Regions from separate parts of the Mus musculus genome. Here region 1 is linked to region 2. A link is a loop called in an ENCODE intact Hi-C map of the cell type or tissue named here. Cell type or tissue: heart. All regions are shown on one strand.

What was found. Hi-C counts contacts between places; a loop is a spot of excess contacts. Peaks named below come from ENCODE experiments on the same cell type or tissue, not always from the same donor. Only the 100,000 strongest peaks of a DNase experiment are listed, where the experiment ranks them.
Region 1: a loop joins it to region 2, with 2.3 times the contacts of the local background. A loop is called at or near these places in 6 of 42 quality-filtered maps.

What each region holds. Positions count from the first base shown.
Region 1 is chr5:76,970,452-76,978,451 of GRCm38, forward strand. Srp72 (signal recognition particle 72) reads left to right here and starts at 4,250. Exons shown (of 19, transcript NM_025691.1): 1 at 4,250-4,381; 2 at 5,947-6,067. The coding sequence starts at 4,273. In heart, no CTCF peak of the experiment used is centred here; DNase peaks (open chromatin) are centred at 4,300 and 4,400; H3K4me3 peaks cover 2,398 bases; H3K27ac peaks cover 1,552 bases.
Region 2 is chr5:76,584,534-76,592,533 of GRCm38, forward strand. Cep135 (centrosomal protein 135) reads left to right here and starts at 4,166. Exons shown (of 26, transcript NM_199032.3): 1 at 4,166-4,391; 2 at 7,182-7,338. The coding sequence starts at 7,226. In heart, a CTCF peak has its summit at 4,118 (motif pointing right); a DNase peak (open chromatin) is centred at 4,218; H3K4me3 peaks cover 1,581 bases; H3K27ac peaks cover 1,294 bases.

The DNA of each region.
Region 1 (8,000 bases), 390 kb after region 2:
GCCTTGTGCATGCTAGTTAAATGGCTACCACTGAATTAGAACTTCAGTCCTTTATTTTTTTTTATTTTATTAGATATTTTCTTTATATACATTTCAAATGCTATCCCGAAAGTTCCCTATAGCCTCCCCCCTGCCCTGCTTCCCTACCAACCTACTCCCACTTCTTGGCCCTGGCATTCCCCTGTACTAGGGCATATAAAATTTGCAATACCAAGGGGCCTCTTTACCCAGTGATGGCCGACTAGGCCATCTGCTACATATGCAGCTAGAGCCACGAGCTCTGGGGGTACTGGTTAGTTCATGTTGTTTCACCTATAGGTTTGCAGACCCCTTCAGCTCCTTGGGTGCTTTCTCTAGCTTCTCCATTGGGGACCCTGTGTTCCATTGACTATGAGCATCCACTTCTGTATTTGCCAGGCACTGGCATAGCCTCACAGGAGACAGCTATACCAGGGTCCCTTCAGCAAAATCCTGCTGGCATATGCAATAGTTTCTGGGTTTGATGTCTGATTATGGGGGCTTCTGTAAGGCAAAAGATACTGTCAATAAGACAAAAAGGCCACCAACAGATTGGGAAAGGATTTTACCAATCCTAAATCTGATAGGGGACTAATATGCAATATATACAAAGAGCTCAAGAAGCTGGACTCCCAGAAATTCAAATAACCCCATTAAAAAATGGGGCTCAGAGCTAAACAAAGAATTCTCACCTGAGGAATACCAAATGGCTGAGAAGCACCTGAAAAAATGTTCAACATCCTTAATCATCAGGAAAATGCAAATCAAAACAACCCTGAGATTCCACCTCACACCAGTCAGAATGGCTAAGATAATTGAGGCAACAGCAGATGCTGGTGAAGATGTGGAGAAAGAGGAACTTGAACTTCAGTCCTTTAAATGATCATAATATGGAATAATGACACAGTACTTTTGACAGACTTTCTGATCTATTATTATTATGTTTACATTTCAAATGTTCCCTTCTCGAGCCTCCCCAGTCCATGTGCCTCCCCTCTGCCTTTAAGAGGGGTTCTCAAAAAAAAAAAAAAAAAAAAAGGAAGGAAAAAAAAAAAGCCGAGCATGGTGGCGCACACCTTTAATCCCAGCACTTGGGAGGCAGAGGCAGGCAGATTTCTGAGTTCGAGGCCAGCCTGGTCTACAAAGTGAGTTCCAGGACAGCCAGGGCTATACAGAGATATACAGAGAAACCCTGTCTCAAAAAACCAAAAAAAAAAAAAAAAAAAAAAAAAAAAGGGGGGTGTTCTCCCCAACTTATTCACCAATCAGAATGTCTAAGATTAAAAACCCAAGTAACAGCAGATGCTGGTGAGGACAGGGAGAAAGAGCAACACTCTTCCATAGCTGGTGGGATTGCAAGCTGGTACAACCAGTTTGGAAATCAATCTGGCTGTTGTTCCTCAGAAAATTGGAAATAGTTCTTCCTGAAGACCCAGTCATACCATCCCTAGGCATATACCCAAAAAGATACTCCACCATATCATGAGGACACATGCTCCATCCACTATGTTCAAAGATACCCAGAAGCTAGAAACAACCCAGATGTCCCTCAATGGAAGAGTAGATACAGAAAATGTATCCATTTACACAATGGAGTACTACTCAGCTATTAAAAATGAGAACTTCGAGAATTTTGCAGACAAATGGATGGAACTAGAAAATATCCTGAGCGAGGTATGTACATCTAGACCCAAGGGGACATACCTGTATGTACTCACTGATGAGTGGATATTAGCCCAAAAGCTCAGAATAACCACAAAACAACTCACAGACCACATGAAGCTTAACAAGAAGGAAGGCCAAAGTGTGGATGCTTCATACCACTTAGAAGGAGAAACAAAATAATCATGGGAGGCAGAGGGAGGGAGGGGCCTGGATGGCAGAGGGAAGGGGGGGTGTGGACCAGGTATTTGAAGAGACAGGAGAGCAGTCCAGAGGGCCAGGAGAATGAATAGTAATATGTAGCAGTTGGGGGTAGAGGGGAACCACTAGAAAGTCCCAGATGATAGGGATGGGAAAGGCTCCCAGGACCCAATGGGGATACCTTAGCTAAAATGCCCAACAGTGGGGAGATAGAACCTGAAGAGACCACCTCCAGTAGATAGACATGGCCCCTAGTTGCGGTCTGCCACCCACCCATCTCAAAAATTTTAACCCAGAATTGTTCCTGTCTAACAGAAACACAGACAAAAATGGAGCAGACTGAAGGAAAGGCCATCCAGAGACTGCCCCACCTTGGGATCCATCCCATCAGCAAACACCAAACCCTGACATTATTGCAGATGCCGAGATGTTCTTGCAGGCAGGAGCCTGGTATGGCTGTCGTTTGAGAGGCTCTGCCAGCACCTAAGACAGATGCAGATACTCAGACTTTCTGATCTTTAAAGAAAAACAAAAACTAGGTCTCCAGTCTCAATTGTCATCCTCAGTTCCTCAGAGAACTTACCACCACTTAGTATATTGTTGTTTATTGTCTATCTCATCTAACTAGGAAATACATAATCCAAGGACACTGGACATCTTATTTACCTCAGCAACTGTAAATTCCTAGTACAGGCATGCACATAGCACTGAGATACTCACTGAATGAATAAAAGTGCAAATTCCCAAAGATGGGGACACAGCACTGGGTGATTTAATAGACGACTGCATGTTCAGCAGCTGGGAAATACACTATAGTTGGGGTCTTGGGTGTTTTGTCAAGGCTCCTTTGGCACTGTTTAAAGGTGGTGGAACGTCTAGGCCAGTGGTTCTCAACCTTCCTAATGCCATGACCCATTAATACAGTTCTTCATGTTGTGGTGACCCCACAGCCACCACCATAGAATTATTTTGTTGCTACTTTCATAACTAAATTTGCTATTGCTATGAATAGTAATTTAAATATCTAATTTGTAACCCCCCTGGCGGGGTCACAGCTGTAGGAGATGGTGCCTAGCGTGAGTGTACTTTTTAAAAACTTGACATTTTGTCTGTGGCTTCTCCAGCTTCTTCCTTCCCAGTAACCATTAGGTGAGCGGCTTAGGGCCACTACGACATGATTTCCATCATGATGAAGCACCTCACTGAGGTTCCAAAGCAACAAAGCCAACCTACTGTGGCTGAAATCTATGAAATCATGACCCAAAAGAAACTCTTTTAAGTTCAGTCTGATGTATCATACTGACCACACATATGACAATCAGCTAGCGTTTCAGCACTTGACTCAGGCAAGAAACAGGAAGTAGATAGGTGGTTTAAAACCTAAGTAGCAACATTAAGAGAACATTAGGTTGAGTCTAGGGGAAGTGAAGGAAGGTTTGGTTCAGGTCTCCCAGGTAGTAAGCAAAGTAAATAAGGTCTCTGGTCTTAGGACTATAGGTCGTTCAAAGAGAGGGGACTTAAGGATCAATACTCAGGAATAGAGAGCCTTGTAGATGGTGTAATCTTGTAGAGGGTGTAGCTGAATGCTAAGACCACTTACATAGTATGCACGGGTCTTCTCCACAAGGAAGTCGAGCCTTGGAAGCAGAATGTGTACTGGCTAGGCTGCAAGAACAGGTTTCCTTAAAGTACATTAAGGAAGGCCTCCAGGACGTAGTTTATTGTATGACATCTACCTAAGTCAATATACTCACCTCAGAACCTGGTCCTTCTCATCTCCTCGGGCTTCCAGCCCACACTGCTCCTGAAACTAGATCTCAAAGGGAGGTTAAACAGTGCCGTTCACTGTATTTTTGTCAGTCCCAGACCTATCTTCACTTCTAGATTTAGTCCCAGGTTCTAATCACCGCTCGTGTCCTAAAATGGCAATCCCGAAGCACCCATGAGCAGCTGTGGCTCTACCTGCCGCCTTCAAGAGCCTCTCTACGGTTCCTTAAATTAGGTACCCCTCCTACCACCCGAAGAACCGGGAGTTTTCTCTCCCAAAGACTGTCGCCCGGCCACAGTCGGAGCACAGGGGTCTCCCCAGAATGCCGGCGGCTTGGGGCTAACAGTTTCGGCGAGCGCCTTCTGAATCTGACCCCTCCTACCTCCAGTCACCTTTGGATTAGGAGTAAGGGCGTCAGGCAAACAAATGTCTTGCCGCAAGACAGAAAAAATTAAAAACCGATTTCTGACGCTAGCTCTGGGACAGACCAGCTCGCGACTCCCGGCCGCCTAGCAACCATCAACTTCCTCCTTCGCCGAGCCAACTTCGAGATCCTCTTCCGGGGCAGAGGTCGCCCTGCTCCTCCCACCCCCCTCCCCCACCTCACCCCCACCTCCTCCAAGATGGCGAGCGGCGGCAGTGGTGGGGTGTCAGTCCCTGCGCTGTGGAGTGAGGTGAACCGTTATGGGCAGAACAGCGACTTCACGCGTGCCCTCAAGACTGTCAACAAGAGTAAGTGTCCCGGCGGCCCGGGTTGTCGGGAGGAGGACATCTCCTGGGTCGAGCGTGCGACCCCTCGGCACAGCGCGGAGGGGGATCGCTGCGTCCTCAGGCTCGGCCCCAAGCCCGGGGGCGGGTCGCTGTCCCACGGCCACCGGCGGCCCGAGCTCGGTCGCTTAAGGCCACGTGTACTTCCCTCTGTCCCCGCGAGACCGGGCGCGAGGGGGAGGGGGGACTTAAAGAGACCATGGCGTCCGGAACCGCTTCCCAAAATGTTTTTCGTGTCGTCTCCGCGGCGGGATTTTGCAAAGATGTCAGATTGACTTTTCTTCGTTCATCTTGAGTGAAGGGATCAGGACAGTGTCATGGAGGAAACTTGTTGACTGGGGCTGGGGCCGGGGAAGGAAACCTGTCTGGACACGTAGCATCCGCTCTGTTGCAGACAAGGTGGAAGCGTTGCAGATTGGAAAGGTGTGAATATCAAGTCGTTATTCATTTCCACGCACAAAGTCTTCCCCGTAGTGTTTAGCCAGAGAGTGAGTGAGTGAGCGTCCCAACATTTAAAATAACGTAAGGAAACTAACCTGCATTTTTAGCCCCCATAAGTTATAATTTCAAATTTTAGTTGCCTTCAGTATGAGATTCCATAAGTTGTTATTCATCACTATGTGCCTGTAATATGGCCGTGCTATATTTTGTACAGTAGATACACCTGTGTGTGTCAGGTTTGGTGATGTAACTATGAAACCCTTCAGCTGTACAAAGCCCCAGTTACATAAAGGCTATCACAGTAATATACACTTTAAACCTTCGGGTTCCTGAGTTCCTATAAAAGTAGTGACAGTGGCCACAGTGCATTAAGGAAGACAGCTACTAATTAGAATTGATGATTGCCAAACTTACTTGAATTCACTTTAGCCCTTCAGTGGGCCTACAACCAATATTTAGTATCGGTATAAAACTCTGTAGCACTTCTTTGATCAGCCAAGACTGTCCCTTCAGCCCTGTCTATTAATTTCTAGAAGTCCCTTCGACGACTCGTAAAGTGAGAATTGGATTCCTGTGGTTGACTAGGAGCGAGGGGAACCATGGTCCTAGTCATTTTGACACTTGACACGCTGTTGGCATAGAGCCGTGGCCGCCTGAGTTCTTTGTATTTCCCTTTGATCTCTTTATGGGAAAGGGAAATTTTGAATATTTCTTTAGAACACTCTAAAGATAAATCATGTCTACATTGTACTTTTTTTTTAACAAAAGATTTATTTATTATTATATCTAAGTACACTGTAGCTGACTTCAGATGCACCAGAAGAGGGCATCAGATCTCATTACGAGTGGTTGTGAGCCACCATGTGGTTGCTGGGATTTGAACTCAGGACCTTCGGAAGAGCAGTCGTTGCTCTTAACCACTGAGCCATCTCTCCAGCCCTACATTGTACTTTTTGTTTGCTTTACAGTGCTGAAGATTAGACTGTGGGCCTCACATTCGTTAGGCAAGCTGGATTCTCGTCTGTATTTAGTAAAAGTGTGCAAGAGGAATGGATTTAGAAATGGCTCTCCTAAACACTGTTCTCTAGTATTGCAGATCAACAAGGATGATGTCACTGCCCTGCACTGTAAAGTAGTTTGCCTTATCCAGAATGGAAGTTTCAAAGAAGCCTTGAATGTCATCAATACTCACACCAAAGTGTTAGCCAAGTAAGTGACTGTTAGTTGCTGTCGTTATTGTTAGTTACTGTCATTGGAAATACTTTGGCCATCGCTATCACCTCGCCCATTGCTCACCTCCCATTGCTCTCTTCTGCGCTTTACCTTTGGCCTGCTTCTCTTTCCTTTTTCGTTGGTCTTTCTGAAGTTGGAAGACAAAGTAGTGATCTTGGTTCCTTTCTGCTGGACTGTTGGAAGAATTTCAGAATTTTATTTTGTTTGTGTTTTTTTTTTTTTCTTTACTTGTTTTCTGTTTTCTTGGGTTTTTCTTGTTTTGCATTTGTGTGTTTGTTTGATCTAATCCTTGCTGGCCTGGAACTCACTATGTAGCGCAAGCTGGTTTTAAACTGTGCAGTCCTGCTTCAGCCTCCTGAATGATGGGATGTGCCACAATTTCCAGAGCTGTCTGTCTGTCTGTCTATTTTTTTTTTTTTTTTTGGTTTTTTGAGACAGGGTTTCTCTGTGTAGCCCTGGCTATCCTGGAACTCACTTTGTAGACCAGGCTGGCCTCGAACTCAGAAATCCGCCTGCCTCTGCCTCCCAACTGCTGGGATTAAAAGTGTGCGCCACCACGCCCAGCTGAGCTGTCTTTCTTTTGAACTGCTAAGAAGGGGGTAAAACATAAAAGAATGCAGAATGTAAATGTGAAACGAGTTACATAAACAATTTATGCTTGTAATCCAGCATGCAAGAGACAGGCAAAATTTCTAGTTTGAAGCTGTCTTGGGCTATGTACTAAATAAGACTCTTGTTTCTAAAGGTGGAGTGGGGGAGCTGGTAATGGTTCCTGGAGGGAGAATCTAGGGAGAAAACAATCATGTATCTATAGACTAGACATGTGTAAGCTAACAGCATATAAACAGCTACCAATAGAGGTCTTTAAGGTGAACTTGACCTAACCTCTGACCCACCGCCATCCATTAATTGTTCAGGCCAAGACCTTTGAGTTGTTCATTTTCAATTATTGATGGCTTTTTAAAAAAATCTCTTTTATCATTTCACAGAACATGAACTTCCTGAATTGCTACTTTTTTACATTTGCTTTGATAAGTTTTTCCTCGGTGGGGATTATAGTCAAAACTTCAAAATTAATTTTAAATATCACTTTAATGTGGGTGAGTTTTAAATCTTGGGGTTTAAATAACTGCTTGCTTGATTGAATCTTTTCCAGTCACTTATAGATACCATATTTTATTTCTAATTATTTTTTTAAATTATTTTCTTCATGAACAAGTTAACAAGTATTGTATATTTTATTAAGTAGATTTAAGAACCTTTCTCCTATGGAGACCTTGTGTCACATCGTCTCCCATCCTAGCCTGAAGCTCCTCAGGAGCTGAGTAAGAGGTTAGCTCTCTGACCTCGGCCTGTTCTTCCCCAGTGCTGAGACAGCAGACATGACCGCCATCCAGCTGTAGGGTGCTGGGTATAGAACCCAGGGCTGCGGAGGTACTAGACAAGCTGAGTTACATCCCCAGTCCCAAGATGTAGCCCGTTTAAGTATTTGGGTTGTCCTTGTAGCTCAGGAAATCTTGTATTGATCTCTTCCATGATTGCCCTATTTGATATTTGTTTCAAAATGCCAGTAGTTTTGTCAGAAGTCATGAAAACAAAGAGCAGATGAGGACATGGATGTAGCGCATTCAGGGATCTCTCCCCCCTCCCCCTCCCCCTTCCCCTCTACCCCTCTCCCTCTCCCTCCCCCTCCTTCTCTCCCTCTCCCTCCCTCCCCCTCCCTCTCTCCCTCCCTCCCCCTCTCCCTCTCTCCTTCTCCCTCCCTCTCTCCCTCTCTCTCCCTCTCTCTCTCTCCCTCCTTCCCTCTCTCCCTCCCTTTTCCCCTCCTTCCCTCTCTCCTTCCCTCCTATCCTTCTTTCTCTCCTACCTAAGTGATTGGGGATGGAAGGGGGATAGAAAGGGTGGGAAA
Region 2 (8,000 bases):
AATGCAAGTTAGTAGTCAGACAATCAAACCCATGGTTATGTTAGATATAAGTCTAATTAATTACAATAAGATGTTTTCAAAGTTGAACAGATAGTAAATAGCTAGAAACAAATCAGGTATACTATAGATAGATGGTTTTCAAAAACCTCAGAGATCCACAGAAATCACATTTAAGGATGTTTTATTAACAAAAGGCATTTTGACAATGCCTGGCAGCACCCCATTCTACTTCAAGGAAGATGATGAGCATCAAAGAGCATCCATATGGAATTTGCAAGCTAGGCACTAGGCAAGAAACTGCTGACAGTATGCTGTCCAAACTAGATAAATGAGACACAGGGAAGTAGACTGCCAAGTGTTACCAAGACAGGGTAAGCAGTCCTTCATAACTTGTGCTTCACAGAAAAGTCTGTGGAATATTCTGGGCCAGAAGGCTGAAGATGATGCTCCAACAACACAGAGAAATTTTGGGGGACTGTCCATGCATCCAAGTATGTATGTCATTTCTATAATTTTGGAAGTTTCTTGCCTGCACTTCCTGCATACCTAGGTAATATTTATTCCTTCTCAGGTCTCTGATGGTGTTGAAGACTAGATAGTTATAGTCTCACAATGATTATGATAGATATTGATTTAGGTATAGAACTTTAAACTCAACAAGATAGGATAGATAACAATACTTTCTCCAGGGTTGCCAAATACATATGGACTAAACTTTGCCAATATAATCTTATCAGATAGTTTTCATAACTGTTATTATTGTTTATAATTTATTATGGAAAGAGAAAGAGCCTTGTATAGGACTAAAAGGGGAGGTGTAGGGATCATCTCTTGTGCTCTGTGTAGAAGCATCACCAGTGAATAAAAAGCTGATTGGCTAATGACCCGAGGCAGGATTAGAAGGTAGGATATCTAGTAGATTGGAATTCTGGGATAGAGTCAGTTGGGGGTGACATTCACCCTGAACTCTGAGGAAGATGGCCACATGAACCTGAGGAGAGGTGATAATCAGGTGGCAGAACTTAGAACAAATGTGATAACTGAGTTATGAGTGGGGGAATGGGGAAGTCAAAGCTTTTGGCCTAGGCATTTATTCATATATAATTTTGGGAACTGGAGTGTGGGCGGGAAAGCCTGAAGTTACAGGTTTTACCTCAAAGGACATTTGGAAAGTCCTGAAGGCACTGTGACTATAGCAACCATCTGAGGTGGAAGCTGCCAGGAAGGGTGCTAAACATTCCACAATACTCAGGACAACTCCTCTCAAAAAGGATTGTCTGTCCAGGTGTTAGAGGTGGTGAGCCTGAGAAAGCCTGATCTCCTCATTTAAAATATATCCACTACATTCTTTTCACCTGCAAGCTCATGGCATTAACTTTCCATCACTGTGACAAAGTACTTTAAATTATCAGATTAAAACGGCAAAAACACTTTGGGTGTGTGTGGGGGGAGGTTGCTTCTGGCTTCCATCTATGGTTGGTTGGCTCTGTTGCTTTTGGACCTGTGACCAAGCAGAACAATCATGGCAGGCCTAGTTTCCTTCCACTAAACTACTTCTTAAAGGATCTGCTGCCTCCCAGCAGTGCCATGCTGAAGACCAGGCCATAGCCCACAGGCCTTTGGAGGACATTTGGCTTAGTTACCTTTCTGTTGCTGTACTAAGACACCACGACCAAGACAACTTGGACCAAGACAACTTGAGAGAGTTAGGGTCCATAACTGTGATGGTTTGTATATGCTTGGCCTTGGGAGTGGCACTATTAGGAAGTGTGGCCTTGTTGGAGTAGGTGTGTCACTGTGGGTGTGGGCTTTAAGACCCTCACCCTAACTGCCTGGAAGCCAGTATTCTGCTAGCAGTCTTCAGATGAAGATGTAGACCACTCAGCAACTCCTGTACCATGCCTGTCTGGATGCTGCCATGTTCCCACCTTGATGTTCCCACCTTGATGATAATGGACAGAACTTCTAAAACTATAAGCCAGCTCCAATTAAATGTTGTCCTTATAAGAGTTGCCTTGGTCATGGTCTCTGTTCATAGCAGTAAAACCCTAACTAAGACAATACCCATCATGTCAGGGAGTGTTTCAGCAGGCAGGCAGTCAGGCAGGGGTGGTACTGGATTAGCAGCTGAGAGCTTTTTTTTGTTGTTGTTGTTGTTGTTTTCAAGACAGGGTTTCTCTGTGTAGCCCTGGCTGTCCTGGAACTCACTTTGTAGACCAGGCTGGCCTCGAGCTCAGAAATCTGCCAGCCTCTGCCTCCCGAATGCTGGGATTAAAGGTATGTGCCACTACCACCTGGCGAGAGCTCACATCTTGATCTACAAGCTCCAAAAAGATAGAGCTAACTGGGAATGGCATGGGTTTTGAAACCTCAAAACCTGCCTCTGTTATAGGTCTGAGGTGGTTCGGAGATTCGCCAGTCTGACCATTAGTAAGTTTTAACAAAGAAGCTACTTTCATATACAGACACCAGTTCAACACCCAGATTGGGAACTCCTGAGTGCAGCACAGCCCCCAGCCACCTCAGTGGGGGACTTACACAGGCAAAGAGCACAAAGTCATCTCATGTAAAACAAGCTTTTGTTTACGAAGCAGAAACAGTAGTTTTGTTAAAGTTGTGCAAAACCAGGCAATTTTAAAATCTAACCCATTGGAAGTCCATTTTTGGTTTCTGCTTCTCTCAAGCAGTTTTAAAGTGAGCCATCAATATAATGTTAGCCATCACATCCCCAGTGACACACTTTTCCCAACAAGGTCACACCTCCTAATCCTTCCCAGACAGTTCCACCAACTAGGGGTCATGCTATTCAAGTATATGAGGCTATAGGGGCCAATCTCCTTCAGACCACCACATTTCAGATCTAAACTACAGCATCAGTTTTCAGTGAAAGCAACTCTTTTACCTTTACATCTGGCTTTCTTCCTCCTTACAATCAGGACCCCACCAGCCTCTAGGCAAACCTCATTCTAAGTGTTTCAGGAACTCCTGTTGGTGCTGATATTAAGTCTACAAAGCTCACTTTCTGTGGTGAGGGCATCTGTTTTCCTCCATGCCTCCACAGCCATGCAATTTGCTTAAAGCGCTAGGACTTGGGTGGGAAGCAGCAGCATTCTGCATTCTCATCTTTCAAGTTTTGTGTGCCAGGATCCCTGACCTTAGGCCTCGGAGGTCAGCAGTGACCCTGACTCTGGGTTATCAATGCCACTTGGAACAAAGGCTAACTGTAGCTTTCAATCCCATGTACCCCGTTGTATTTCTTCACTGAGTTTTGTTCTAACATTTAGTTGGTGTGTGTTTGGGGTAAGGGGGGCCACCAATGTTATCTATCTTCACTAGATGGCTATGCACAGCCAATTTCTGATATTTATGACTTTTTTTAAAAAAGATATTTGTCTTTACATAAACATATGCTTACTTGTATATGTGCAAGATGGTATAAAAATCTCTACAGGATTCATTAGCTCCTTAAAACTTCCAATTAAAAACGGACAAAGCACACAAAATGGAGACTGAGACGTGAAAACAAAGAATGAATCGGCACAGAGCAATTCACATCCCAACATACAGTTCCGTGCTGAGCAGTGGACAAAGTACATAGTCAGAGGAAAGGCCGGCTTGGTAAGGAATATAAGCAGAAACAAACAACAAAAGAAAACAAAACACGCACAAACAAAAACTCAACTCTTAACCATCTAGAAAGTTTTTAGGAGAGTGGTGGACTCTGGGGATTTGACCATGATCTTTGTAACCATGAGCAAGCTATTGTAAGCAATTCATTTCAATTTAACATTTACAAATACTGTGACAGATGCTAGAGAAATACAGTTGAATAAAAGAATATCTGATTCAAGGAGCCCACAATTGGAAGCAGCAGGGAGAAACGTAAACAAGTAGGTTTTGATGGTCGGATTCTATTCTGGGGGTTTACATGGGTACGGGGCAATAACTGTTATCAAGTGGTAGCCAGGAGAAGCTGCAAGGACAGTGACATCCAGGGGGAAGACAGGGCGATCAGCAGAAATTCACCTGTGAAAGGTCATTGGGGGTTAGCTGATGGTTACCGCCAGCGGCCAGTTGGCAAGGTCCTCGGGCACCGCAGAGGTTCGGGCTCCCCGCCAGGGGGCGCCGTAGCCCCGGCATCGGCCGGCCGTTACGTTTCCGGGCACCGAGGGCCGAAAGCCGCCATCTCCGGGCGGCCGGCGCGCGCGCCGCCACTGTGGGCCGCTCCGGTCCGTTACCGGGGCAACGGCGGCGCTCCCTCCTTGTGGGCCGCGACCGTCTCTCTCCGCGCCATTTTCAAACCGCGCTCGTGCCGGAGCCATTGGCCGCAGCAGGACGAGCCAGCGGGGACAGCGGGTCCGGAGGGCGATGTACCTCGGGACGGAGCGGCGGTGAGGCGCACCCGGGGGAGGCCGCGGGGGCTGGGCCGGGTCGCGGGGCCTCCGGGGCGGTCCCCACCCCCACCCCCGAGCGAGGGCGGGAGCCCGGGCGCTGCCGGGAGGAAGTGCGGGAGGGCGGCGCGGGGACCGTCCCACAGTCCGTCGGTCCGTCCGTCCGTCCGTGCGGCCCGGGGCCGACCCGAGGAGAACTGCCGTTCCACCCTCCGGCCTGAGCCGGGGAAGGACTGCTTGGCCGCTCCGGCCCGTGCCCTTTGCGGTGCCCGCACTCTGGTGTTGGTTTTTTTAAACGCTACTGTATCCGCAGGTTGCATATTTCTGAGAAAGTAAGAGGTGCCCGCTTTGAGACAACAACGCCCCAGGGTTTAGTGGACAGCTAGTTGTAACTGCGGAACCTACCCTTTTCGGCTGTTTTGATTTAAAGCTTGTGATCTGGAATATAGGGGAAACCCTAATATGTACATATCACCCCCCAGCCTGGAGGACTTTACTTATTATGGCCCATGGTCTTTTGATTCGTATTCTCATTCTGCCTTCATGAAGGATGGAGAAAGATGGTTTCCTGGTACCCGGAGTTGGCAGCTGTCAAGGAGGGGGCATAGTTCTTGGAGTTTGCCCCGCTAATTTATCTTGTCAGATGTTTTTCTTGTGAGCACAGGAGTTTCTGTAAAACACCTCCGGCATCAATCAAGTCCTTTTGTGGAGGGACCTAGAAAGCCCTAGGGGAAGCCTCTAAAAGAAGATCCTAGATTTGTTAACGGGGATAACCAAGAAGAAACACTAATTTAGAAGTAGCCCTGTGGTTGGGGAAGCTATTTTCTTGGGACAGCCTTCTTGGCTTTATGCTTTAAATAGGAACGGTGACATTGGTACTCGATCCCACAATGGGTGTTTGGAGCATCAGGTTTTGCATGTATTCATTTATGTGCACTTATAATTTTTACTAGTGGTGAAGGACATAATTTTTATTTGATTTAGAAACATGAGTTCTATGACTACAATTTTTTGGCAAAGGTTAGAAATGGTCTCTGCATAACTCAATTTTAGGGCAGATTGGTAGAGATAATAAATAATCATAGGTGTTTGAGAAGACAAGTATAACAGCTGGAGGTATTGCCCAGTAAAGAGTGCTCTCCTACCATGTCATAGGCTCAGTGCTTAACCCTGGATACGGTAAACAAACAAGCATAGAAATAGACAAGCATAAAAATGTATACTGAGCTACTTACATGTGTGTTACTTAAAAAAAAAAAAAAAAGGAAGTAAGATTGGGCCTGGTGGTACACATCTGTAGTCCTAGCACTCAAAGGCACAGGCAGAAGAAAAAGATGGGGCTGTCTGGCCAATAATATGAGTTCTAGACCAGTCAGGATGGTATATTTCAAAATAATGAAAAGAACCAATATGGGAGTGAAATTTACACGGTGAAATGCACCTTCAGTGTGCCTTTAAGCACTTTCCATGAATGTCTGTGCCTGGGTAACTTACCCCAGGCAGTCCTCTATCACTTTGGGAAAAAAGATCTATCCTTTCCAGAGACTCTCCAGAGGCCCGTGAAACTGTTTCTAGCCCGCGTAGGATAGCTTGTTCATCCCCTTTCCAGCTCTGTACAGTTACAGGTGAAGCTGCTGGAGTCTCCCTGTGCATATTCCTGTCCGTTTTCTTTTGTAAAGCTGTAGGAATAGAATTATGGTGTTATCAGCTAGGACTGTGTTTCACTTAATAGGAAGCTGTTTGGCTCGTTCCACAGTGGTTTTCTACTCTCTGGGTGGTGTGTGGATTTCTTAAGCTGAGAGTCTTTGCATGTTACGCACCTTTTCATATATTTCCCTCAAGATGCCTTTTGCAAGGTGTCTTTTCAAATGTTTGTACAACTAAAGTTTAGTTTTAATACAATTTTCTAGATCAGTCAGGATGTTATAAGGCCTTTGTCTCAAGACAATGAAAAGAACCAATATGGGAGTGAAATTTACATGGTGAAATGCACAGACCAAATTATCCTTGGGGGGATAATTTGAGACCAGGTCTCACTATGTATCCCTGGGCCTCCGACTTACTGTGTACAGTGTACAGGCTTGTTTCTGCCTCCCAAATTCTGAGATTAGAGTCATGTGCCTCCTACGAGATCTTGCCCCAATTTTCTTATTGGATTGTTGTGTTACTAAGATCCAAGAGTTTATTTTCTATTCAGTATGTAAATATTTTCTTAGATCTTGTGAATATTTTCTAGTACTCTAGTTTTCATTCCCCACTCGCATTCCTCTTTCTTGATGTTTCAGAGCTCGGATCCAGAGCTTCCCAATACTAAGAGAGAACAACCATTAAGCCGCATCCTGACCATGCCTTTACATTTTCCTTACTAGCATGTTTTGATGAGTTGATAGTTTCTACTTTTATGAGGTCCTACTTAGCATGTCTTTCTTTTATGTTTACTGTCACTAAGGGGTGCCCTGTGGGTTGTGGACATAGTCCCCTGTAGGGCACTTGCCTAGAATGAGCAGGATACCTGCCTGCCTGCCAGCTACAGCTCTGTAAGAAAGTGGAATTGCAAGGGTCCCCTGCCTGCCTCTGGAAAACCTTTGTTTCCTTCTAGAATTTTCATTGTTTTAAGTTTTAGATTCAGGTTCATGAAGAACCACATGTTGTAATGTAGCAATATGGAGATCATATGTATTGGATTTAACTAAGTATTAGTACTATAGAGCACTGACGACATTAAAAGAAACCAACGATTCTTTGATGTTAAAGTTATGTTTAACAGCTTGTGTTGATTCTCTCTTTCAGGCCTTTAAGTTGGGAGTGTGACTAAAACTGGTTTTGGAAGCAAGATGACTACAGCTGCAGAGAGAAAGTATATTAACATTCGGAAGAGGTTAGACCAGCTGGGCTACCGCCAGACCCTGTCAGTGGACAGTCTGCCTTTGGTAGAAAAACTTTTCAGGTAAAGATGAAAGTATAGTTATTAATGTGTGTAGTCCTTAATCCACTTACCAAGTTCGTAGCTGACCTTCTTTTCATGGTAATGCAACCAGTGGATTTTGGAGAAGTCCTAAGCTTGCCTGGTCTCTCTTTCATCCTAAGCCTGGTCCTCAAAAGAGGACCTTTGTGGGGCAGGATGCTAGGGGTCGCTATACCCATCGGGCCTTTCCCTGAAGGGAATCACACTCTGAGGTGTCTGATGGAGGTTAGAGGCGCCCTCTCCCGTCTCTGGCTTGTCGTTTGTTGTTATCCTTTCACAGTGGTGAGGACAAACACAGCCTCTGAGTGTGCTGGGCCAGTGCTCTACCATTGAGCGTTACTCCCACGCAACTTCCCCCTTAAATTCTGTCTGCCGAGCTGGCAATTAGTTTCTGCTAGTCTAGAAAGGCACTCTAATGTGGTGTTATTACTCCCATGTGTTGAGTCATGTAATGCTCTGTGAAGTCCGTGTACTCTCAGCCTTGCTGTCTTGCTCACTACTCCTTCTGCCTGTAGCGTGCTCTCCCTTTCTGTTCTTGCACCTTCTCACACTCCGTGCTGTGTAGGACAGGCACAGCATTTTACAATCACCGTGCATCATCCTTGACATCTTGGTTTAGTCTTCCTTGCATTGTAAACTTCATG